Regions from separate parts of the Homo sapiens genome. Here regions 2 and 3 are each linked to region 1. Evidence: chromatin loops called from intact Hi-C (ENCODE). Cell type or tissue: K562. All regions are shown on one strand. Region 1 holds the start of TRS-CGA2-1 (tRNA-Ser (anticodon CGA) 2-1). Region 2 holds the start of ZNF391 (zinc finger protein 391). Region 3 holds the start of TRL-CAA3-1 (tRNA-Leu (anticodon CAA) 3-1).

What was found. A loop is a pair of places that touch in the nucleus more often than their neighbours do. Peaks named below come from ENCODE experiments on the same cell type or tissue, not always from the same donor. Only the 100,000 strongest peaks of a DNase experiment are listed, where the experiment ranks them.
Region 2: a loop joins it to region 1, with 2.8 times the contacts of the local background. A loop is called at or near these places in 2 of 110 quality-filtered maps.
Region 3: a loop joins it to region 1, with 2.8 times the contacts of the local background. A loop is called at or near these places in 3 of 110 quality-filtered maps.

What each region holds. Positions count from the first base shown.
Region 1 is chr6:27,208,630-27,216,629 of GRCh38, forward strand. It overlaps TRS-CGA2-1 (tRNA-Ser (anticodon CGA) 2-1), which reads left to right and starts at 1,220; the gene lies at 1,220-1,301. It overlaps TRR-ACG2-2 (tRNA-Arg (anticodon ACG) 2-2), which reads right to left and starts at 5,287; the gene lies at 5,215-5,287. TRR-ACG2-3 (tRNA-Arg (anticodon ACG) 2-3) reads left to right here and starts at 6,544; the gene lies at 6,544-6,616. It also overlaps the pseudogene RPL10P2. RefSeq lists an enhancer at 6,514-7,014. In K562, CTCF peaks have their summits at 4,543 (motif pointing right) and 6,148 (motif pointing right); DNase peaks (open chromatin) are centred at 1,312, 5,292 and 6,572; H3K4me3 peaks cover 2,699 bases.
Region 2 is chr6:27,384,672-27,392,671 of GRCh38, forward strand. It overlaps ZNF391 (zinc finger protein 391), which reads left to right and starts at 4,088. Exons shown (of 3, transcript NM_001076781.3): 1 at 4,088-4,404. In K562, a CTCF peak has its summit at 4,324; DNase peaks (open chromatin) are centred at 4,190 and 4,290; H3K4me3 peaks cover 1,772 bases.
Region 3 is chr6:27,598,320-27,606,319 of GRCh38, forward strand. TRL-CAA3-1 (tRNA-Leu (anticodon CAA) 3-1) reads right to left here and starts at 4,356; the gene lies at 4,250-4,356. TRL-CAA2-1 (tRNA-Leu (anticodon CAA) 2-1) reads right to left here and starts at 7,426; the gene lies at 7,319-7,426. RefSeq lists a cis regulatory region at 2,200-2,372 and an enhancer at 3,276-3,776. In K562, no CTCF peak of the experiment used is centred here; DNase peaks (open chromatin) are centred at 3,422, 3,812, 4,282, 7,372 and 4 weaker places; H3K4me3 peaks cover 5,005 bases.

The DNA.
Region 1 (8,000 bases):
TATTAAGAAAGCGGTGGCCGGGCGCGGTGGCTCACGCCTCTAATCCCAGCACTTTGGGAGGTCGAGGCGGGCGGATCACGAGGTCAGGAGATCGAGACCATCCTGGCTAACACAGTGAAACCCCGTCACTAATAATAAAAAAAAAAATACAAAAAATTCGCCGGGCGTGGCGGGCCCCTGTAGTCCCAGCTACTCGGGAGGCTGAGCCAGGAGAATGGCGTGAACCCGGGAGGCGGAGCTTGCATTGAGCCGAGATCGTGCCACTGCACTCCAGCCTGGGCGACAGACTCCGTCTCAAAAAAAAAAAAAAAAAAGAAAGAAAGAAAGTGGTACAATACTGAGTAGAACATACTGAGTAGAACTCTTTGGATTTGGGAGGCAACATTTGGGCACGCTACACCAAACCATTTATCAAGTAACCTGAAAATATCCCAGTTTTGAGTGGGGGCCTAGAACAGGAAATGGTTCTGCAACAGGACCACGTTGCAGCTCAAGCGACTCTGCCACTGGGACCATAAGAACCAGAAGAATTGATCTTTCTTCAAGTGTCAGAGAAGAGGGATGTTATCTGGAGGCTTTGGCAAATTTCTACAGGTGAATCACGGCACAGAACTTTAGAATTTCAGAGCAAAGTTTTGCCATCCTCTGTGGGTAACTACTCTTCTTTAGACAAGTAGCTTTTACCAGCTTTTTTTTTTTTTAACCAGGTTCTTAGTACAGTCTGAATGCTTGACCACATACCACCACATTACCATATGGCCTCAGATGCAGATCTTGAACTGGATAGTGTGTGTTACCAAGCCATAAATTTAGACATGCACAGCAGCGTTCCATTATCAAATGGAAATGGGATGTATTAAATAAAGCTTGAGCAGCTCCTAAAGGCACAAGTAGGTTGCATGAGGAAGTGGCACAGCTGTTTATGGCATCTACTCTTGCTATATTGCCTTCTGTTTATTTGTGTGTGTGTGTGTGTACATCTACATCTATGGCCTCATAAGAGTTCTAAATGACCAGTTGACTGAAGAAGAAAAAACTCAAGAATGGTTTATAGATGTTCTGTATGTTCTGTACAATATGCAGGCACCACTTGAAAGTAAACAGCTGCAGCCCCACAGCCCCACATACAAATAAACAAGAGAGGCTAGCAGTGAGAATTACAGCATGCAGGGCCCTATGCGTATGTGTTTTTGATGCATAAATAGTAACCATTTAGAGGGCTGTGATGGCCGAGTGGTTAAGGCGTTGGACTCGAAATCCAATGGGGTCTCCCCGCGCAGGTTCAAATCCTGCTCACAGCGCTTCTCGGTACCTCTCTCTCTCTTTTTTTTCTAAATCACAAATCGCTGTGACTCTCAGTCTTTCATCTTATTTCACATACAAACTGAGAAGAGGGCCGCGTCCTATCTCGAACTCTGTGTTGGACCGCCCACCTTTACCCTAAGCACCCGGACCTGCTCCTCCCAGCTGAGCCTCAGTGAACCCCTGAGCCCCGGGCGGTGCTTCCATCAAAGATCTACCTACTCCTCAGAGTCCACAGGAAGCCTGGGGCTTCTTGGGCTTTCACAATAGCTGCTCACTTTGTTTTGAGATTGCTAAATGGGAAAGCAGCGACAGATTCTAACGGCAAAGAGGAAATTTTGCTTTAAAAATACAACTCCCCTCAGTCGGGCGCGGTGGCTCACGCCTGTAATCCCAGCACTTTGGGAGGCTGAGGCAGGAGAATTGCTTGAACCCGGGAGGTGAAGGTTGCGGTGAGCCGAGATCAGGCCACTGCAGTCCAGCCTGGGCAATAGAGCGAGACTCCGTCTCAAAAAAATAAATAAAAAATAAAAATAAAAATACAACTCCCCAGGCCGGGCGCAGTGGCTCACACCTGTAATCCCAGCGCTTTCGGAGGCCAGGCGTGGTGGCGGGCGCCTGTAGTCCCAGCTACGCGGGAGGCTGAGGCAGAGAATTGCTTGAACCCGGGGGGCGGAGGTTGCAGTGAGCCGAGATCGCGCCACTGCACTCCAGCCTGGGGCTGGGTGACAGAAAGAGAAAAAAATAAAATTAAAATAAAATAATAATTTAAAAAAACACCAAACAAACAACAACAACAAAAACTCCCTGTACTGATAATAGAAATGTAGGTAAGCATCATTAAGTAGTTCTGTGGTATTAAAAACAAACCAGGCTGATGATAATTTAAAAGATCTAAGATCATAAATATCCATTAGTATGTGTGTGCCTGGCACTCTTAAAAAGAGTGAACAGGCTGGGCACGGTGGCTCACGCCTGTAATCCCAGCACTTTGGGAGGCCAAGGAGGGAGGATCACGAGGTCAGGAGATCGAGACCATCCTGGCTACCACGGTGAAACCCCGTCTCGACTAAAAATACAAAAAAAAAAAAAATTAGCTGGGCGTGGTGGCGGGCGCCTGTAGTCCCAGGTATTCGGGAGGCTGAGGCAGGAGAATGGCGTGAACCCGGGAGGCGGAGCTTGCAGTGAGCGGAGAGCGCGCCACTGCACTCCAGCCTGGGTGACAGATCGAGACTCCGTCTCCAAAAAAAAGAAAAAAAAAGTGAATAGAGCTCTTTCCCTTCGGCGTGCCACTGAAGATCCTGGTGTCACCATGGGCCGCCGCCGCGCCCGTTGTTACCGGTATTGTGAAAACAAGCCGTATCCAAAGTCTTGCTTCTGCTGAGGTGTCCCTGATGCCAAGATTCGCATCTTAGACCTGGGAAGCAAGCAAAAGTGGATGAGTTTCCTCTCTTTGGTCACATGGCGTCAGATGAATATGAGCAGCTCTCCTCTGAAGCCCTGGTGGCTGCCCAAATTTGTGCCAATAAGTACATAGTAAAAAGTTGTGGCAAAAATGGCTTTCATATCCGAGTGCGGCTGCACCCCTTCCACGTCATCTGCATCAACAGGATGTTGTCCTGTGCTGGGACTGACAGGCTCCAAACAGGTATGGGAGGTGCCTTTGGAAAGCCCGCAGGGCACTGTGGCCAGGATTCTCATTGGCCAAGTTATCATGTCCATTCGCACCAAGCTGCAGAACAAGGAGCATGTGATTGAGGCCCTTCGCAGGGTCAAGTTCAAGTTCCCTGGCCGCCAGAAGGTCCACATTTCAAAGAAGGGGGGCTTCACCAAGTTCGATGCAGATGAATTTGAAGACATGGTGGCTGAGAAGCAGCTCATCCCAGATGGCTGTGGGATCAAGTACATCCCCGATCGTGGCCCTCTGGACAAGGGAGGGCTTTGCATTCATGAGGGCTTCCACTGTGCTGCCTCCTCTTAATACTCGCCGTAAATCCTACTTCCTGTCCAAAAAAAAAAGCAAAAACAAAAAAACAAAACCAACAAAAAAAGCAGTGAATAGAAATGAGGAAATTGAGACAAAAGGCGGATACACAACTTAGCCAAGGCTACAAGGAAGGAGTCGGGATAAAGGCGCTGTGCACTGTGGCTGCAATGGGGCCCAAAACTACCGAGCTTCTCACTTTCAGAGGAGAGGACCACCCACCCCCGTTTATAAATACTTTTGCATTTTCACATGCCTATTTCGCCTACATTGAGTCCTTAAATAATATTTAGCCAATTTATCTAATGATGACTGTTATAATTTAACTTTATATTTATATTAACTCCAAGTTTCTAGGTTGCTAAATGAATTTTGTTGTTAAAATGTTTACCATTTTTTTTCTTTTGAGACGGGCAGGGCGGGGGAGGGGTGGGGAGCAGCGCCGTGTCTCGCTATGTTGCCCAGGCTGTTCTCTAAATCTTGGGTTTAAGCGATCCTCCCGCCTAGGCCTCCCAAAGTGCTGGTGTGAGCCACTGTGCCCAGCCAAAATGTTTACCTTTCTTGAATTATTATATCAATTTACCTAATTTGGGGAAGGAAGATGTTTCTTTCTTTCTTTTTTCTTTTCTTTTTCTTTTTCTTTTTTTTTTTTTTTGAGACGGAGTATCATTCTTGTTGCCCAGGCTGGAGTGCAATGGCGCGATCTAGGCTCACTGCAACCTCTGCCTCCCGGGGTCAAGCGATTCTCCCGCGTCAGCCTCCCGAGCTGGATTACAGGCATGTGCCACCACGCCCGGCTAATTTTTGTGTGTGTTTTTGGTAGAGACGGGGCTTCACCATGTTGGCCAGGCTGGTGTCGAACTCCTGACCTCAGGTGATCCACCCACCTCGGCCTCCTGGAGTGCTGGGATTACAGGCGTTAGCCATCGCACCCAGCCTGAGACATGTTTCTTAAAATCTTTTCTGTTGCATAGAGTCTTATAATTACAGAGGAAATTACTTCCTCTGTAATGGTTTTGTGGTTATGGTTGTTTTGTTATGATTCTTTGGAGAATGAGATGGAAAACATATGATGTATACCCCAAGAATGTATTTTATTCCATTTTCTTTTTCATTATCTCAAAATTTTAAAGTATTTTGATCTCTACTGTTCCACACAAAGCATCAGTATCCAACATAAGTATATTAAAAAATGAAATTATTTAATGAATGAACAGATGAACCGACTGCATAAATTAATGAAGCTTTCACAAGTGCAATAGACACAAGGGGGCGGTGGCTCACGCTTCTAATCCCAGCACTTTGGGAGGCTGAGGTGGGCGGATCACCTGAGATCGGGAGTTCGAATCCAGCCTGACCAACATGGAGAAACTCTGTCTCTACTAAAAATACAAAATTAGACAGGCGTGGGTGGCGCATGCCTGTAATCCCAGCTACTCGGGAGGCTGAGTCAGGAGAATCGCTTGACCCCGGGAGACAAAGGTTGCGGTGAGCCGAGATTGCCCCATTGAACTCCAGCCTGGTCATCAAGAGCGAAACTCCATTTCAAAAAAAAAGAAAAAACGGAAAACACACAGGATGATATTTTTCTTTAAAAATTAAAAAAAAAAAAAAAAAAAAGGCCGGGCGCGGTGGCTCATGTCTGTAATCCAAGCACTTTGGGAGGCCGAGGCGCTCTGATCACCTTAGGTCAGGAGTTCGAGACCAGCCTGGCCGACATGGTGAAACCCCGTCTCTACTTAAAATACAAAAATTATCCGAGCGTGGTGGCAGGCGCCTGTATTACTAGCTACTCGGGAGGCTGAGGCAAGAGAATTGCTTGAACTCGGGAAGCGGAGGTTGCAGTGAGCCGAAATCGCGCCATTGCCCTCCAGCCTGGGGGACAAGAGCGAGAATTCGTGTGTGGGGGGGGGAAGAAAATAAGCCTCCGAGCCAGCCAGGAGTCGAACCTAGAATCTTCTGATCCGTAGTCAGACGCGTTATCCATTGCGCCACTGGCCCGTCGTTGTGGGTCTCTCGATTATCTATTCTTCATTAGGATCACTAAGAAAATAGTTGGTTTGCAATACAACCAGGCGTACATTGAACAAGACTGTGGATTCTAGCAAAGCGCGATTGTCTTTGTGGTCAATTTAAATAAGTTTCACTCCCTTCAGATATTTATATTTATAAAGAAATTTTCTGCTTTGGAACATCATGTACATAATAGAGTTACTGTCGTTGACATTTGTTTACTTGATGTGCCCACTTCTTTCTTTTTTTCTTTTCTTTTCGTTTTTTTTTCTTTATGAGACGGAGTCTCCTTCTGTCACCAAGGCTGGAGTGGAGTGGCGCGATCTCGGCTGACTGCAACCTCCGCCTCCCCGGCTCAAGCGATTCTCCTGCCTCAGCCTCTCGATGAGCTGGGATTACAGGCGCGCGCCACCACGCCAGGCTAATTTTTTGTGTTTTTAATAGAGACAGGGTTTCACCATGTTGGCCAGGCTGGTGTCGAACTCCTGACCTCAAGTGATCAACCTGCCTCCCAAAGTGCTGGGATTACAGGCGTAAGCCACGGCGCCCGGCCTGGGAGATGTTTCTTAATGTCTTTTCTGTTGCATAAAGTATGAAATTATTTTCTCTGTAAGGATTCTTTGGTTATGTTTCTTTTGTTATGGTTCTTTGGAGAATGAAATGGAAAACATATGATGTGTACCTCAAGAAAGTATTCCATTTTCTTTTTCATTATCTCAAAATTTTTAAAGTATTTGGATCTCTGATCACTGTTCCACACAAAGCATCAGTATCCAACACAAGTATGTTTAAAAAATGAAATTATTTAATGAATGAGCAGATGCACCGACTGCATAAATTAATGAAGCTTTCACAAGTGCAATAGACACAAGGGGGCGGTGGCTCACGCTTGTAATCCCAGCACTTTGGGAGGCCGAGGCGGGCGGATCACCTGATGTCAGGAGCTGGAGACCAGCCTGGCCGACATGGTGAAACCCCGTCTCTACTAAAAATACAAAAATCAGCCGGGAGTGGTGGCGCGCGCCTGTAATCCCAGATACTCAAGAGGCTGGGGCAGGAGAATCGCTTGAACCCGAGAGGCGGAGGTTGCAGTGAGCCGAGATCGCGCCAGTGCACTCTAGACTGGGCGAGAGAGCAGGACTCTGTCTCATTAAAAAACAAAAACAAAAACAAAAAGCGGGTACATCAATGATAGATAATCGACAGACGCAGACTGAGTGGCCAGTAGTCAAAAGCGCAACCGAGGGCCAGTGGCGCAATGGATAACGCGTCTGACTACGGATCAGAAGATTCTAGGTTCGACTCCTGGCTGGCTCGGGTGTTAATCTTGGCTTTTTTTTTTTTTTTTTTTAAGAAAAATATCCTGTGTGTTTTCAAACTGATGACAGAAACCGGTTCTTAAAGTCCTTTGAAAGAAAATTCATCTGATCTGGCTCTTCACCTTGCACCGTACTGCTGCACATCACAATCGTGACCTTTAAGTCTGGTTTAAAGTTAAGTATCAAACTGAAATTTGAGACCTTAAGTCTCTTCGGAAATTGCTTTTTTTCTTTTTTTTTTTGAGACGGAGTCTCGCTCTGTCGCCCAGGCTGGAGCGCACTGGCTGCATCTCGGCACACTGCAACCTCTGCCTCCCGGGTTCAAGCAATTCTCCTGCCTCAGCCTCCCAAATAGCTGGTACTACAGGCTGACGCCGCCAGGCCTGGCTAATTTTTTGTATTTTAGTAGAGACAGGGGTTTCACCGTGTTGCCCAGGCTGGTCGCAAACTCCAGATCTCAGGCAATTCGCCCTCCTTGGCCTCCCCAAAGTGCTGGGATTACAGGCGTGAGCCACCGCGCCCGGCCTGGAAATTGCATTTTTTAAATCTCCCCTTTCTTTTTTTTTCCCAACTGATACTGAGAAATGGGTTGGTTCAAAGAGATCTCTGGAAAGACAACTCAAAAAATTCAAACATTCGACAACAAAAAGAAGTAAAGTTCTAGGCCGGGCATGGTGGCTCACGTCTGTAATCCCAGCACTTTGAGAGGCCGAGGAGGGCGGATCACCTGAGGTCAGGAGTTCGAGACCAGCCTGGCCAACACAGCTCTACTAAGCATGGCTCTACTAAAAATACAAAAATTAGCCAGACATGGTAATGCGCGCCTGTAATCCCAGCTACTCGGAAAGTTGAGGCAGGAGAATCTCTTGAACCCGGGAGGTGGAGGTTGTAGTTAGCCGAGATGGCGCCACTGCACTCCAGCCTGGGCTGTAGAGCGAGACACTGTCTCAAAATAAATAAATAAAATAAAATAAAATAAAGTTACAATACGTGCTACAAAGTGAATGAACCTTGAAAATATTATGCTAAGGAAAAGAAGCCAAACACGAAAAGCTACATATTGTATGATTCAATTTATAGAAAATGTCTAGAATAGACAAATCTGTAAAGGTAGAAAGTGTTAATATTTGCCAGGGGCTGGAGAAAGAGGGGAATGAGTACGGAGTTTGTTTGGGATGATGAGAATGGTTTGAAATTAGATAATGGTGATAGTTGCACAAGTCTGTGAATACACTAAAAAGCAGTGAATTGTACACCTTCAAAAGTTGGATTTTATGTTATGTTAATTATATCTTAATTTTTTAAATCCAAATTTAAAAAACAATATTGACCTACCGACTTTTTTTCTTTTCTTTTGAGTCTGGATCTCCCTTTGTCGCCCA
Region 2 (8,000 bases), 180 kb after region 1:
TGCAAAATGAGTGACAGCAATGAACCAAGGAACAGAAAGAAAAAATTAGAATTATTTTGTTATTGGCCAGGTGCTGTGGCTCATGCCTGTAATCCCAGCACTTTGGGAGGCCGAGGCAGGCAGACCACCTGAGGTCAGGAGTTCGAGACCAGCCTGGCCAACATGGCAAAACCCCATCTCTACTAAAAGTACAAAAATTAGCCGGGCATGTTGGCGGGTGCCTGTAATCTCAGCTACTTAGGAGGCTGAGGTAGGAGAAGCCTGAACACGGGAGGTGGAGGTTGCAGTGAGCCAAGATCGCGCCACTGCACTCCAACCTGGGCAACAAGAGTGAGACTCCATCTCAAAAAAAAAAAAAAAGATTTTTTTTATTATAAGGTACTTGCCATACTACCCATGAAGCTTTATAGTGTTATTTGAGAGTGGACTCAGATTAGTTGTAAATATATATTGCAAACTCTAGATTAACCACTTAGAAAAAAGAAGTGTAACTAATATGCTAATAAAAAAGAAAAATAAAATCATATAAAGGGTTCAATTAAAACAAAAAAAGTCAGAAAAAGTGGTAGACAAAAATAAGAACAAGAACAAAGGCAACAAATAGAAAACAGTTAAGCGTAGTAGATATTAATCCAACTATATCAATAATACTTTCAACATCAGTGGTCTAAATGCACCATTTTAAGGCAGAGATTGTGAAGAAATAATATATGTTGTCTACAAGAAACTCACTTTAAAGATAAAGATACATATAGATTAAAAGTAAATCAATAAAGTTATACCATACTAACACTAATCAAAAGAAAGCAGAAGTAGCTACATTAATTTCAGACAGAGCAGACTTCAAAGCAAGGAGAGCTATCAGGGATAAAAAAGGGAATTATGTAATGAGAAAAGGGTTCTCTAAGAAGACATAATCCTTAATATGTATGCACCTAAAAACAGACTTTCAAAATACATGAGGCAAAAACTGATAGAACTTCAAGAAGGAAGAGATGCATCTACTATCACAGAAATCTCAAAAATTCTTTATCAGAAATGGGCAGATCCAGGAAGCAGAAAATCAGTAAGGATATAGTTGAAATCAACAACATCATCAATCAACTAGATATAATGGCCATCTATAGACTTCATCCAAGAACAGCAGAATACTCTTTCTTCTCAAACTCACATGGAACATTAATCAATATAGACCATGTTCTGGGCTGTAAAACATAACTTAACAAATTTAAAAGAATAGAAATCATACAATGATTTATCTCAGATGACATTAGAGTTAACTAGAAATCAATAACAGAAAGATCATTGGAAAATCTCCCACATACTTGGAGATTAAGCAATACACTTCTAAATAATACATGGGTCAAAGAAGAAATGCCAAGAGCAATTAAAAGATACTTCAAACTACATGAAAATGAAAACACAACTTATCAAAATTTATAGAATGCTGTGAAAGCAGTGCTTAGGGGGAATTTATGGCAATGAATATATACATATTAGAAATAGCATAAAAATACCTAGGAATAAATTTAACCAAGGAAGTGAAAGACCTGTATGCTGAATACTGCAATTGCTTAAAGAAATTAAAGAAGACCTAAATAATTGGAAAGACATCCCATGTTCATGGGTTGGAAGACTAACTACTGATAAGATGATAATACAATTTGATATACAGATTCAATGTATTCCTTATAAAAATTTCAACATTTGTTTGCAGAAATAGAAAATCCCATCCTAAAATTCACATGGAAAATCAAATTACCCTGAATAACCAATGAAAACCTTGGAGAAAAGAATAAAGTTTAAAGACACATACTTCATAATTTCAAAACTTTACACAAGCCTACAGTAACCTAAAGAGTGTGGTGCTGGAATAAGAATAGGAATATAGACCAATAAAATAGAAAAGAGAGCCCAGAAATAAACCTCACATATACGGTTGATTGATTGATTTTCAACAAGTGCCAAGACCATTCAATGGGAAATGGACAGTATTTTCAACAAATGGTGCTGGGAAAACTGGATATCCAAATGCAAAATAATAAAGTTGTAGTATTTACACCATCTACAAAAATTAACCCAAAATGGATCAAGGACCTAAATTTAAGAAGCAAAACTATAAAACTCTTAGCAGAAAACATAAAAATCTTTATTAGACAATGTAATTTTCAAGTATTGCACAGGTGATAAAAATAAATAAATGGAGCTTCATCAAAATTAAAAAGTTTTATGCATCAAAGGACACTATCAAAAGAGAGAAAAACTTCACAGACTGGGAGAAAATATTTGCAAATCATATCTGAAGAAGAATATCTGGAATATACAAAAACTCATGCAACACAACAAAACCTAATTCAAAAATAGGCAAAGGATTTGAACAGACATTTCTCCAAAGAAGACACACAAATAAGTACATGACAAGATGCTCAACATCACTAGCCATTAGGGAAATGCAAATTAAAGCCACAATGAGATAAAGCTTATACCCATTATGATGGTTATAATACTACAACTACAACAAAACAGAAGTTAACAAGTGTTAGCAAAGATGTGGAGAACTAGAACCCTCCTGCACTGCTGATGGGAATGTAAAACGATGCAGCCATTATGGAAAACAGTTTGATGGTTCCTCTAGAAAGCTGATTGCAGAGTTACCATATGATATAGCAATTCAATGCCTAGGTGTATACCCAAAGAATTGAAAACAGTGACTCAGATACTTGTACACCAATGTTCACAGCAGCATTATTCACAATGGCCAAAAGGCAGGAACCACCCAAGTGTTCAACAAGAGATTAATGGATAAACAAAATATTATGTATGTATATTTATACACTGTTTGTGTATAAACACACACATATACACGAAGGAATATTATTTAGCCATTAAAAGGCATGAAGGATACATGCTGCAGTATGAATGAACCTTGAAAACTTTATGCTAATTAAAAATAATCCAGACATAAATAGACAAATATTGTATTATTTTACTTATATGGCATATCTAGAACAGGCAAATTCATAGAAACATAGTGTAAAATAAAGGTTACCAGGGACTGTGGGGAGCAGGGAATAGAGACTGCTCAATGGGCATCTTTAGGGATGACGAAAATGTTCTAGAATTAGATAGTGACGGTGCTGTTGTGAATACGCTAAAAACTTTACTGTATGACTTTAAAATGGTAACTTTAATGTTGTGCATAGTTTACCACAGTTTGAAAGTGTTTTTAATTTTTAAAAATAGGAAATGATAAAATTAGACTTTATCTAATTCTTTCCAGCTTTATAATTTGGATCCTGCTCCTTTGTACTTCATGGCTCATGCTTTATACTTACTTGATGTTTCTATGGTACTTGTGCACAGCTGTCATGTATCAGACCTGCAGTTTTGCACATGCTTTCCACTCTTCTAGTTCCTCAACTATTTGTAAGGTTGCCCTCCTTTATGTTTTCCATTAAATCTTCCATTAGTCAAACCACTCCAGTGTCCCTCGTTCCATAAGTTTCCCCTGCTCTGAACTCCCAGGGCACATTGTGCAACTTCATTACCTTATATTAAAATTATCTGGAATTTTAAAAAATCTACTAGATTAGGGTAGTGTCCTGATTTTATTCATTTTTTTCTTTTGGTGAAATTTGAGACATGTCTTGCATTTAACAGTATTTAAGCAACTAGATTGTGCAACGGAGCCAGTTTCTCCAGACAGGCTGGAGAGACCACTTGCATCAGAATCATCTGGGGTGCCCCTTGAAAATGCAATGTTCCGGGCCAACGAGTCAATCTCGGAGTGTAAATCTTGTGAAGCTGTATTTTAACAAGCTCACTTGGTGATTTATTTGTGTACGCTATTTAAAACTCTGTGAACCACCGGTCTAGGCTATACTTTGCAGTGTATTAAGGTGGTCTTCGGCACCTCTCGCAGACCCCCTTCCTCTTGCCTCTAGCGCCAACCTCTCAGCCTCTCGCATACCAGGGGAGGGGCTTTGCAAAACCTTCCACGAAAGTGAATCCCAGCACAGCCCTGCTGTAGCTGGCTCTCAGGCGCAAGCGCAGAGCTGCGACCGCTGCTGATACGTTGCTCAGTCTCAGTGTGGTCTCTGTTTTGCAACTGGTCGTCCGCGTCAGGAGACTTAGGTCCAGGCGACTGCCCAGACAATGACTGGTCCCGCATACCGAGCAGAGCATGATCAGCAGCAGTCTGAGTGGAAGAGTGCCTGTGATCTTAGGGAACCTGATGGGCGTTGGAGCAGCGGTTCGACGCATGGGTTTCTCTTTAATCCTTCCGACTTCCCCAAGCCCAGCGCACTCAGGTTCCGCTCCAAGTGCGGGACCCGCCCGGGGTGTGTCGGGGGTACTCGGCCGGAGGCGGCCGGTGAGTGAGGCTTACAGGGCCCCGGGACCAAGGTGGGTGCTCTTAGAGGTTCTGGAAAGCGGAAACACGGGTTCTTCGAAGGAAACGGGCGAAAGGGTCGCGTGTGGTTTGGCTGCAGGTCGGGTCAGGAGGCACCTCCACGGTTGGGACGCCGCGTGGCGTGGGGTCATGAAGCCCCCAGCGCTCGTCTCACTGGCGGGCCAGCCTAGTCCCTCTGCGGCAGTGACAGCCAGTGGTTTTCCCCGGGTGTATCCCTGGGAGATGAAAAAGAGCAGGGTTGCTCCCTGCTTCCCCTCTAGCTGGGCGAGGGAGGTCTTCGGTACTGGGGTGTTTCCCAGGTGCTTACTGAGTGCAGGCACTGCTCCAAGAGTTTTTACCTGCATTAACTCATTTAATCCTTGCATCAACCCTATGAAGTAATGTACTATTATTATGCCCATGTTACAGATAAGGAAATTGAGGCACACAGAGATGAAGTACTTGCTTGGCCGGGCGCAGTGGCTCACGCCTGTAATCCCAGCACTTTGGGAGGCCAAGGCGGGCGGATCACCTGAGGTCGAGACCAGCCTGGCCAATACGGTGAAACCCGTTCTCTACTAAAAATACAAAAATTAGGTGGGAGTGGTGGCGCGCGCCTGTAATCCCTGCTACTCGGGAGGCTGAGGCAGGAGAATCACTTGTACCCGGGAGGCAGAGGTTGGAGCGAGCAGAGACCACGCCACTGCACTCCAGCGTAGGCAACAAGAGTGAAACTCCGCGCCCCTCCCCCCCAAAAAAGAGAAGTACTTGCTTGAGTGCCAGTCCTTAGTTTATGTTTCTGATGATGAAGGTTGGTACTTGAATAAAGTAGTTGTTAATTATTTGTTGTGGGTGTATTGACAGTTACTGTGGATCATTGAGTTTGTGCTTTATGTGTGAGTTTGTGCTTTGAGCCAATATCTGGGAACATTGTTACCTGAAGATCACCTTTGGTAGGACAAGATTTTCTCTATTCTGTGATTAAACTGAGGCTGCCCAGGCAGTTCTGCTGATTGCTTTGTGGATTGGCAAAGGCTCCAGGAAGCAATCAACCTAGTGCCACAAAACAAAGCACCCAGAGAAGCCCTATTCCTGACCCTTCAAAACCTTCTTCCTTCTGAAGGGGGTAGAAAATAAAGGAGAATTATCCCTGGATCAGGAATTGATTATAGGAGAGACAAGCAATGTCAAAAGAATTTTAGATAATTAGGGTAACTGTGGTGGCCAGCGCTGTTAGTGCTAAAAAGTTTGAGTCACATAAAGGAATAGCAAACCACCAGGTTGGCTAGGGCTGCAGCATGTTGTGACCACTTAAGAGAATAATGATTTTGTAGGGATACAGTATCCAGAGAGCAGTAAGGTGACTCAAATAATGAAAGTATGAGGAAGAAAGGAGAAAAGGAGAGGCAACTTTCCACATTATGGTGGAGGAATCCCTTGGATGGACTCTGGATAAAGGTATAGCCCTAACCTCCTAGCATCTCTGAAATATGTTTGGGGGCTATCCCTGAAACTTTTGTCACATCCGCTAGACTTCCTTTTCCCATCTTACATACATCCTCCAAAGCCAGGAAAAAGAATGCATCTCTCCATGCTCTAGAGCAGCAGCTGCTGAAGGGAGACTCATAAATCCTCTGACAGCATCTTTCCTTAAACATACACCATCACAGTTTTCAAATTCATTGATGTGAGATGAGCACAGCAATAGCATCATCTCCCTTATACTATATATGATATTCTTTATTGTAAATGTTTTGCCATAGTTTAACTTGCAGTATTGATGAAAGTTTTGTAAGAAAAGACAAGCACATGCTAGTAATGGTGTTTTATAATGTGGGACGAGATTTTTCAGAAAAGTGACTTGACCAAGGAAGTGCAGCTGTAAGCAGTGTCATCTGTCTTCTATTTTGACCCTCAGGAAGAAGTAAGGGGACTAGTGCCATAGTGTCTTTGAACTCATACCCCATATGAAGAGAACGTCAAAGAGGCTGGATCACCTAAAGGGTTTAGAGAAAGTTTGGAATTGGCTCAGATCTGTCTTTTATCATAAAAGATGAACTTGAAACCCAGACATAACTGTCCATTGTCATTTTCTTTATATCTGAGAGGAGATGGGATTACTTTGGGGCATTCATTGTACTTTTTTTTTTTTTTTTTTTTGAGACAGAGTTTCGCTCTTGTCGCTCAGGCTGGAGTGCAATGGTACTATCTTGGCTCACTGCAACCTCCGCCTGCTGGGTTCAAGCGATTCTCCTGCCTCAGCCTCCTGAAGTAGCTGGGATTACAGGTGCCCACCACCACGCCCAGCTAATTTTTTTGTATTTTTAGTTGAGACAGGGTTTCCCCATGTTGGCCAGGCTGGTCTTGAAATCCTGACCTCAGGTGATCCACCTGTCTTGGCCTCCCAATCATTACTTCTTAATCCTTAGGGTTGCATTCAACAGGCTAGATGTGGACATTACTAGACAGAGGTTCTGGATGCCTTGGACTATGACCTTTGCCCATTTCTGCCTTTCATTAAAAATAAAACCAAGAGGAGGCAGAAGATGGAAAGGCAACTGTCTACCTCTCCATAAGATCCATATTCCACATGAGTTAAGTATTCTTCCCTCTTTTCTGAACGTGTGTTTCATCATACCAACCAGAGACACATTTATTTCTCTTTTAAAGGAACTTCCGTTCTTAGATGAGTCTGCCAAATTTTGCCAAGGGGACTATTCTTCATTTGCCTGTTGACTGTCCTTAATATCTTCAACACTCCCTCACTCTAATTCATCATTAGATGATTAATGAACACAGGCTTTTTTTTGGCCTATTTCTTGAATGGTTTCATCTGAAACACGGACCTTGAGATCTTACATGTCTCCGAGGATTTGAAAAAGAGTAGATTCATTCTAGTTCTCTCCCCTTAGTCTAAGCAGATGGCTATGTGCCTCAAAGTTTGGGATCTAAAGTTAAACTACTAGGTATCCGATAGCTTTGGACCAATCAAGTCCAGCATCTTCATTTTGCAGGTGAGGAGACATAAAACCAGATTGTTTATTTTTCCCTGGTTTCTATATAGCTACCAATGGAGCTATAACCAAAATCCAGATTACCTAGTCAGTGCCTATAGCTCTGGGCCTCTATCTGATGTTTCCCTGAATTGTGCTGAGGATGCCACTTGCACTTCAGTGGAGGCCAGAGACTTTATTGATTTTATTTTTTTTGAGATGATGGAGTCTTGCTCTGTCGCCCAGGCCAGAGTGCAGTGGTACAGTCTTGGCTCACTGCAACCTCTACCTCCCAGGTTCAAGCAATTCTTCTGCCTCAGCCTCCTGAGTATCTGGCACTACAGGTGTGTGCCACCATGACTGGCTAATTTTTATATTTGTATTAGAGATGGGGTTTCACCATGTTGGGCTAGTCTCGAACTCCTGACCTCAGGTGATCTGCCTACCTCGGCCTCCCAAAGTGCTGGGATTATAGGTATGAGCCAAAGCCAGAGACTTTACTCCATCGGTTACATAGATAGGGCTGTTAGTGAGGCTGAGATTTACTGCAGCCTTTCAGGGACTGGGTCTGGGAGGCAGTCACTCTCTATACCCCTACAGCACTCTGAAGTCAAGAT
Region 3 (8,000 bases), 390 kb after region 1:
GCTAGATTTTGACCATCTCAACTGACTGGCACATTGTATTGAGCCTAAGAAATACCTTATTTGGACTTTGTGGATTTTGGAGTCCCTTTACACTACATAATACAGCTGACATTTTAAATAAAAATAATCAAGTAGGGAGATATAGAAGAAAGATTTAGAACAAAAGTAAAATAATACATTCATTTTTATTCATGTTGGAAATATAAAGAGTCCATTAGAAAGAATGTAAACCAAGGAAAGCATAAAAGATTTTTAAATGTTCCGCCCGACGTCAAATATTAAAATTAAATATCTACACACCTAGTTGTATAAATTGGCAAACTGAAGACCAAGGTCAGAACTAAATAACCTCCAAAGAAACAAACAAACAAACAACAAGACTCCATCTCCTTTAACAATCTCCCATGTTTACTTCAAAGCAACTTTTATAACATGTCATATGTGTCAGAAAGAATTGTCAGACTTAAAAATCGACAACAGAAATTACTGGGTCCTTCCTTTCAGTGACGTGCTTGGCATTGTCTGGCAGACCCTCTAGCAAGTGTCTGATTTTTTTAGAGCTATGCATCTTTGACTTTCTATTCACTAGGCTAAGCTCTGTGATGGTAGAAGTTAAGTTATAGAAAAGTGATAATAACGCAAGTGATTCATGTTTACATTAACCCTAAGATTTTACTCAGTTGAGATACAATTTTCAGCCTTTCTATTGTGTGTTGTTTGTTCTTCAAATTCATCTTTGAAGGGGTTTTCTCAGTTGACTTAGTAATTAGTGAGATATATGAAATCTTAAACACTACATTCATGTTATATTTGTATGAAAGTCAGGTTTTCGGCTTTTCATGTGACTGACAACACCAGTACATTTTGGGAGCTCAAAAGAGGACGAAAGAAGTCCTGACAGGGAAGTCAAATGCTGGATGACGAGCACATGATGGGGTGTGAGGTATAAGTTTGAAAGATTTTAATTGTCAGAGAAAAAGGTACTCCGAGCACATTTTCTGAAGTGTTTGGAAGGTAGGACACCTTGGTCCAGAAATGGCGATGGAGCAGAGAATTTGAGTTGTTGCAAATCGGTAAAAATGCCCGAGGCAGTAAATAGAAATATGAAGCTGAATGGTCTCTTGAGTAACTGCTCAAATTCTTTTTAATCCCCAAAAGATTTTTTAAGTTTTTTTTTTTTTTTTTTGAGACGTAGTCTTGCCCTGTGGCCCAGGCTGGAGTGCAATGGCGCGATCTCGGCTCACTGTAGCCTCTGCCTCCCGGGTTCCTGTGATTCTCCTGCCTCAGCCTCCCGAGTAGACTAGCTGGAATTACAGGCGCACGCCACCACACTTGGCTAATTTTCGTAATTTTGTAGAGACAGGGTTTCACCATGTTAACTAGGCTGGTCTCGAACTCTTGACCTCAGGTGATTCGCCAGCCTCAGCCCCCCAAAGTGCTGGGATTACAGGCGTGAGCCACCGCGCCCGGCCAATACCCAAAGAATTTTGAAGAATTTTCCCTACATTTGCAGATGAAGAAAAGTTTCACAAATGATCTAAATAATATAAAACACCACACATTTTACTTTCGGAAGTGATGGAGCTGGAATTTAAACACATATATCTGATTCAAGAGGCTTATGTTTGCTACTATTGCACATTGCCTTTAAAACAATGCTGTGTTTGGCCGGGCGCGGCGGCTCACGCCTGTAATCCCAGCATTTTGGATCCAGACGCGACGGGATCACTGGAGACCAGGCTGCTCAAGGTGGTGAATCCCCGTCGGGTTTTAGCTGGGCGTGGTGGTGGCACCCTGTAATCTCAGCTACTCGAGAGGCTGAGACAAGAGAATCACTTGAACCCTGGAGGCGGAGGTTGCAGTGAGCCGAGATCGCACCACTACCCTACAGCCTGAACGACAGAGCGACACTGTCTCAAAATAATAATAATAAACAACAGTTAAATATGAACAGGGAGGTGGGCTCCAGGCTGGCCTCCATCTCTGGCACACCCAGGAAGGGGGCCATGACTGTTGTAACACATCAGCCGCATTTGAGACTTCAAGAGCCCTTGGACCCTTCTTGCAGTTGAACTTATCTGGCTCAAGCAGGAACTAACACCACAAGGGACTTTCCACCCCAAGAAGGCAAGAGGAGTATAGTTTGCTCCAGTTTTGCTTGCCCCAAAAGTAACCTTTTGCTCATTATAATAGTAAAAAACATACCCTTGGGTGGAGATTTAAGATGTTAATGAGACATGCAATGGATGTACTAGCATGTATAGCCACAGCGCATGTGCACCCAGAGGATCACCCAAAACATGCTTACTAGTCACACCTCCTCCTGCCTGCCACTTTTTGAATAAACATATAAGACTCCCGGCCGGGTGCGGTGGCTCACGCCTGTAATCCCAGCACTTTGGGAGGCCGAGGCGGGCGGATCACAAGGCCAGGAATTGGAGACTAGCCTGGCCAAGATGGTGAAACCCCGTCTCTATTACAAATACAAAAATTAGCCGTGTGTGGTGGCGCTTTCCAGTAGTCCCAGCTATTCCGGAGGCTGAGGCAGGAGAATTGCTTGAGCCTGGCAGGCGGAGGTTACAGTGAGCCGAGATTGCACCACTGCACTCCAAATAAATAAATAAATAAAATAAAAATAAAATTAAAAAAGAATCCCAAAAAGGGGATTGCCCCAGTGCCAGCTGGCGCTGTCTCATCTTCAAGAAGCCTGCTCTGACTCAGCTTTCAGTGTACTTTCGTTTTTGCAATAAACTGCCTTAAGGTGTTATCTTCGTTGTTGTTTGTCTCTTGCTTAAATTCTTTTAACCAAAAAACAAGAACGGAGGACTTTGCACTTCCCGGTAACATTTGAAGTTCTCCATTTGAAGACCAAAAACAAAAACAACAGCAACAAAAAACAATTCACCCCTGATCGTTGGGTACATAAAATAGGATCTTGCAATAGCTGTTTGCCAGTACATTCGAGTATGTTTGGATTGTCTTCTGCGTGTATGTTCGTTGTTTCATTTCTGTAGGAAATGAAGTTTCTGAAAGCTGCTAATTTGGGGCAGTAATTGAAAACATTACTACGGAACAGAATGGAAAGTAAATATTGGATGTATGTCTCCCACCTTAACAAAACGAGGGATTTGTAAAAAAAAAAAAAAAAAAAAAAAAAAAAAAAAAAAATATATATATATATATATATATATATATTACTCGGTAGAGTTTTAAATCAAGACGAAGATCTCTCTGTTCATCCATCATGGTCTTATATTTCTCTTACATGCGTCCCGTAATAACCTACATCCTGTCCCTTCACTTCACATCCCTTCTCCCATCACCAAAGAAAGAATCAAAGGGGGTCTAGATAAGCGAGGGAGAGGAAGAACGGGGAAACATGGAAAGAAGAAAGGCGGGAGGGGGTGGGGGGAAGTGGTGGTGGTGGTTTGACCTTGAGGAAGGAAACCAGACGATTGTGCAATAATACTCCAGCCTATCGCATACCCTCGCAGAAACCATTAAGATGCTGAAAATAATTATACAGGGAATACGTAAGTCCCACTCACGGGCTTGTTAAGTTAAAATGTGGTCGGAAGCATTGGGGAAAGCTCCTGAAAGGTGGTAGTTGCAAAATGGTTTTGGTAAAATCTACATCTCAAGCCCTTTTCTCCTGTTTTTGTTTGTTTTAGACACGATCTCGCGCTGTCGCCCTGGCTGGAGTGCAGTTGCGCGATCATACAGCTCACTGAAGCTTCGCGCTCCTGGGCTCAAGTGATCAAGCCATTCTCCTACCCAGGTAGCTGGGACTACAGGCGCGCGCCACCAAGCACCGCTCATTTTTTCTATAGACGGGGTGGAACTCCTGGGCTCAAACAATCCTCCCCGCTTAGTCCCCTAATCCTAGTGGTTTTTTGCTTTTTTTTTTTTTTTTTTTTTTCCTCTTGGCTTTTTGAGAGGGAGTCTTGCTTGGTCGCCTGGGCTGGAGTGCAATGGCATGATCTCGGCTCACTGCAACCTCCGCCTCCCGGGTTTAAGCGATTCTCCTGCCTCAGCCTCTCAAGTAACTGGGATTACGAGCACCCACAACTACTCCCAGCTAATTCTTGTATTTTTAGTAGAAATGGGGTTTCGCCATGTTGGCCAGGCTGGTCTCGAACTCCTGACCTCAGGTGATCCACCTGTCTTGGCCTCCCAAAGTGCTGAGATTACAGGTGTAAACCACGGCACCCAGTCCCCCAATCCTAGGATTAAAGGGGCAAAATAGCTGTGTCAGAAGTGGGATTCGAACCCACGCCTCCATGCGGAGACCAGAAGCCCCAAACCTGGGAAGTAGCAACTTGAGTCTGGCGCCTTAGACCACTCGGCCATCCTGACACGCACTGTTACTCCTTAAGTTTCATTATGTAACTCGTAGTCAGCAGACGCTGACTCCGACAAAGGAGGAAAAGACCTCGGATGGGTGGCGTACGCTCCTGGTTTTCACAACGGTATTTATTATTTTGCCCGGTGCTATTCTAAATGATGCTAAACATAGCATCATCAAAATACCTTATGTTGCTATCTTTCGGGTTAATTCAGAAATGAAACAATAGGGAAAGTGGCAAATACTCAGAACAGTGCTTCCTAAGTTACCATCTGGCTCCGTAACAGTTTCCTGGCTAGAGGGACCCTCAAAGCTCAGTATTCAGCGTCCTAAGCAGGTGCTTTGTAGAGAGAAACAAAAGTCATGCAATATTTTTATTTTTACTTTTCCGGTTCCCCCACCTAGCCCAAAATACACTGTGAATACTTTGAAGCAGAAATAAAATCAGTAACAGAAAAATGAACTGCCCCAATTCAAAAGAATGGTTGGAAAAGATGAAGGTGGAGAATGGAGAAAAATAATTAATAATTTTATCATTTTAAGAGGTTCCTGGAGCAAGAAAGGGTGGTAGGTGCTTGTGAATGTGCAGAGGTGAGAAGAGTGAAAAAGTGGAATTAATCATGGAGGCGGGTAAGAAAGGAAGAAGAGGCGTCAGGTTTGGAGAGGTAAATTAATCAAACTATCCATGGCTCATTTTTGTTATCGGTCAATGAAATCTTTCTCTTTCTCTCTCTCTTTTTCCTTTACTGTTATGTTGTTTTTCTTTGTCATGCCCACCATACAGCCCTTTCCTCTCTCCCAACATACAGGCACCCTCTCTAAAATATTTAAAATTATTATTTTTGAGACAGAGTCTGACTCTGTCACCCAGGCTGGAGTGCAGTGGCGCGATCTCGGCTCGTTGCAGCCTCCACCTCTTGGGTTCAAGCGATTCTTGTGCCTCAGCCTCCCGAGTAGCTGGGACTACAGGCGCGCGCTACCATGCCTGGCTGATTTTTTTTGTATTTTTAGAAGAGACAGGGTTTCACCACGTTGGCCAGGCTGGTCTCGAACTCCTGACCTCAAGTGATCCGCCCGTCTAGGCCTCCCAAAGGGGCGGGACTACAGGCGTGAGCCACCGCGCCCGGCCTATTATTATTATTATTATTATTGTTTGAGATGGAGTTTTACTCTGTCTCCTATGCTGGAGCGCAGTGGCGCCATCTTGGCTCACTGCAACTTCTGCCTCCCAGGTTCAAGCGATTCTCCTGCCTCAGCCTTCAAGTAGTTGGGATTACAGGCGCGTCCCACCACGCCCAGCTAATTTTTGTGTTTTTGGTAGAGATGGGGTTTCGCTATATTGGCCAGGCTGGTCTCGAACTCCAGACCTCAAGTGATTCTCCCACCTCGGCCTCCCAAAGTGCTGGGATTACAGTCGTGAGCCACCGCGCCCGGACAAAATTATAATAAACTATCCTTGAAAAATACGTTGTTGATTTGCGTGATTTAAATCCTAACTTCTGGCCGGGCGTGGTGGCTCACGCCTGTAATCCCAGCACTTTGGGAGGCCAAGGCGGGCGGATCACGAGGTCAGGAGATCAAGACCATCCTGGCTAACACGGTGAAACCTGTCTCTACTAAAAATACAAAAAATTAGCCGGGCGTGATGGTGGGTGCTTGTAGTCCCAGCTACTCCGGAGGCTGAGGCAGGAGAATGGCGTGAACTCGTGAGGTGGAGGTTGCAGTGAGCCGAGATTGCGCCATGGGACTCCAGCCTGGGCAAGGGAGCAAGACTCCATCTCAAAAAAAAAAAAAAAAATAAATCCTAACTTCTTTTCTTTTACTCAACACGGTTTGAAAAATCCACTCATCCTGCTACATGTACACCTGCTTGGTCACTTGTGGCTGCTGCATAGTATGAAAACCATAGGCAGTATACCTGATGGACATCTAGGTTGCCTCTAACAATCTGCTACCTCAAAATGCTAGAAGGACTGTACTTGGCAAGGTCAATCATGGAGCTGAGCTGGAATTTCACTGAGGTGGATTCCTAGAAGTGGAATTGCTGGGTAATAATTTAAAAGTTATACAGGAGGATAACCCAGGTAATGTTAATATTGCAAAAAAAACCTAAGACCCTGATTTTCAGCCCAAGATTTCAATCTATGTATACTTCATATAATGCAATTTTTATCTTCAAAAACAAGAGACAGAAAGGATATCCAAATCAGATAATTCTGAGAAGCAATCTCAGAAGAAGCTTTAAACTTAGTTTCTTTTTAACAGGATGATTATTTCTTTTGTTATTGATGACCCAAACTTGTTTTCAGCAGTGTCATAATCTTGAGGGTTCTTTCCTCTTAGGTTTTAGAGGTAACCTAGGAAATCTTTTGGTAGAAGTTTGTAACAGATTATTTTACGTGTGCAGAAAAGCAGTGAAGATTTTAGTCACTGATCAGTTGACTGATCAGTTGAACGGCTAAGGAAAAGAACTGGGTGTTACCGTCGTTGCTAGAGCGGTGTGAGTTTACGACAGTTGCTGGTCAGATCAATGTCCGACTCCCCTTTCAGAGAGACAGACGATATACAGGAATCTGGAACATTCCTACAGGGCTCTCTGAGAACGGAGACCTTTTTCTCGTGCCTTTTTTCTTTTCTTTTCTTTTTTTGTTTGTTTAATTTTTATGTTAGCGGATTCACAGACCAATAGATGGAAATCCGCTGCTTACTTTCTCGCAGGAGAAAATGATCTCCAACAGTGCTGCGGGACTGCGTCCAAATGGCACTGAAAATATCCCAGGATTCTGTAAATGTGGGGTTTTCCTTTGTCGATTGGTTTGATGTAAGAGAGATGCCTCTCTCTTTGCGAGACCCTGTTTGGCGAACATCGGTTGGGGAGGGAAATCTTGGAGGTAGAAACGGCTGAACTATTGTGGCATTCCTTGGCGAAACTTTCGGTACAAATCTGGTAGGGAAAAACAAAAGATCAGGCTGTGTCAGAAGTGGGATTCGAACCCACGCCTCCATACGGAGACCAGAAGACCCGAACACAGGAAGCAGTAAGCTTGAGTCTGGCGCCTTAGACCACTCGGCCATCCTGACACTGTGACAAAAATCCTTGAAACTATACATGATGAGTAATCACGGCTTACGGCTCGCCTTCTGGCTGAATCCCAGCCGCAAAAGTTCTCTCTGGAATTTGCCCGACTAAACAGGAGCTCCGAACTCACTGATTACAGAATGGAAAGGTAGAAGAATACAACTGTTAGTGCGGAATTGAATAATTCTTACAGTACTGGAGACCAAGATGGGAATTGAGGAACAAGATATGAAGGAGACGTTTCCACGTCACCTCTCCCCTTCCTCCAGTAACTCCCCGCTCTCGGCCCTGCCCTCTCCCTCTGACCCAGGCCTCCTGACTCGCATAGACCTCTGCTTACGACCCTGACCCTGTGGGGTCACTTTGCTCTTTGTGACTTAAGTCCTGATGCAGTAGCTCCAACTTGATGCTGCCCCAGGGCCAGTGGGAACTTTTCTGGACAAGAGGAGGCCATAGCAACAGAGTGGGGCTGTTCTGTACATGGATTTCTAGGCATTCCCCCTTCTCCTCAGACTATCCGAACTGTGATTTCACCACCGGAAGTCATCCTTACATGTTTCATTTCGTTACACAGTT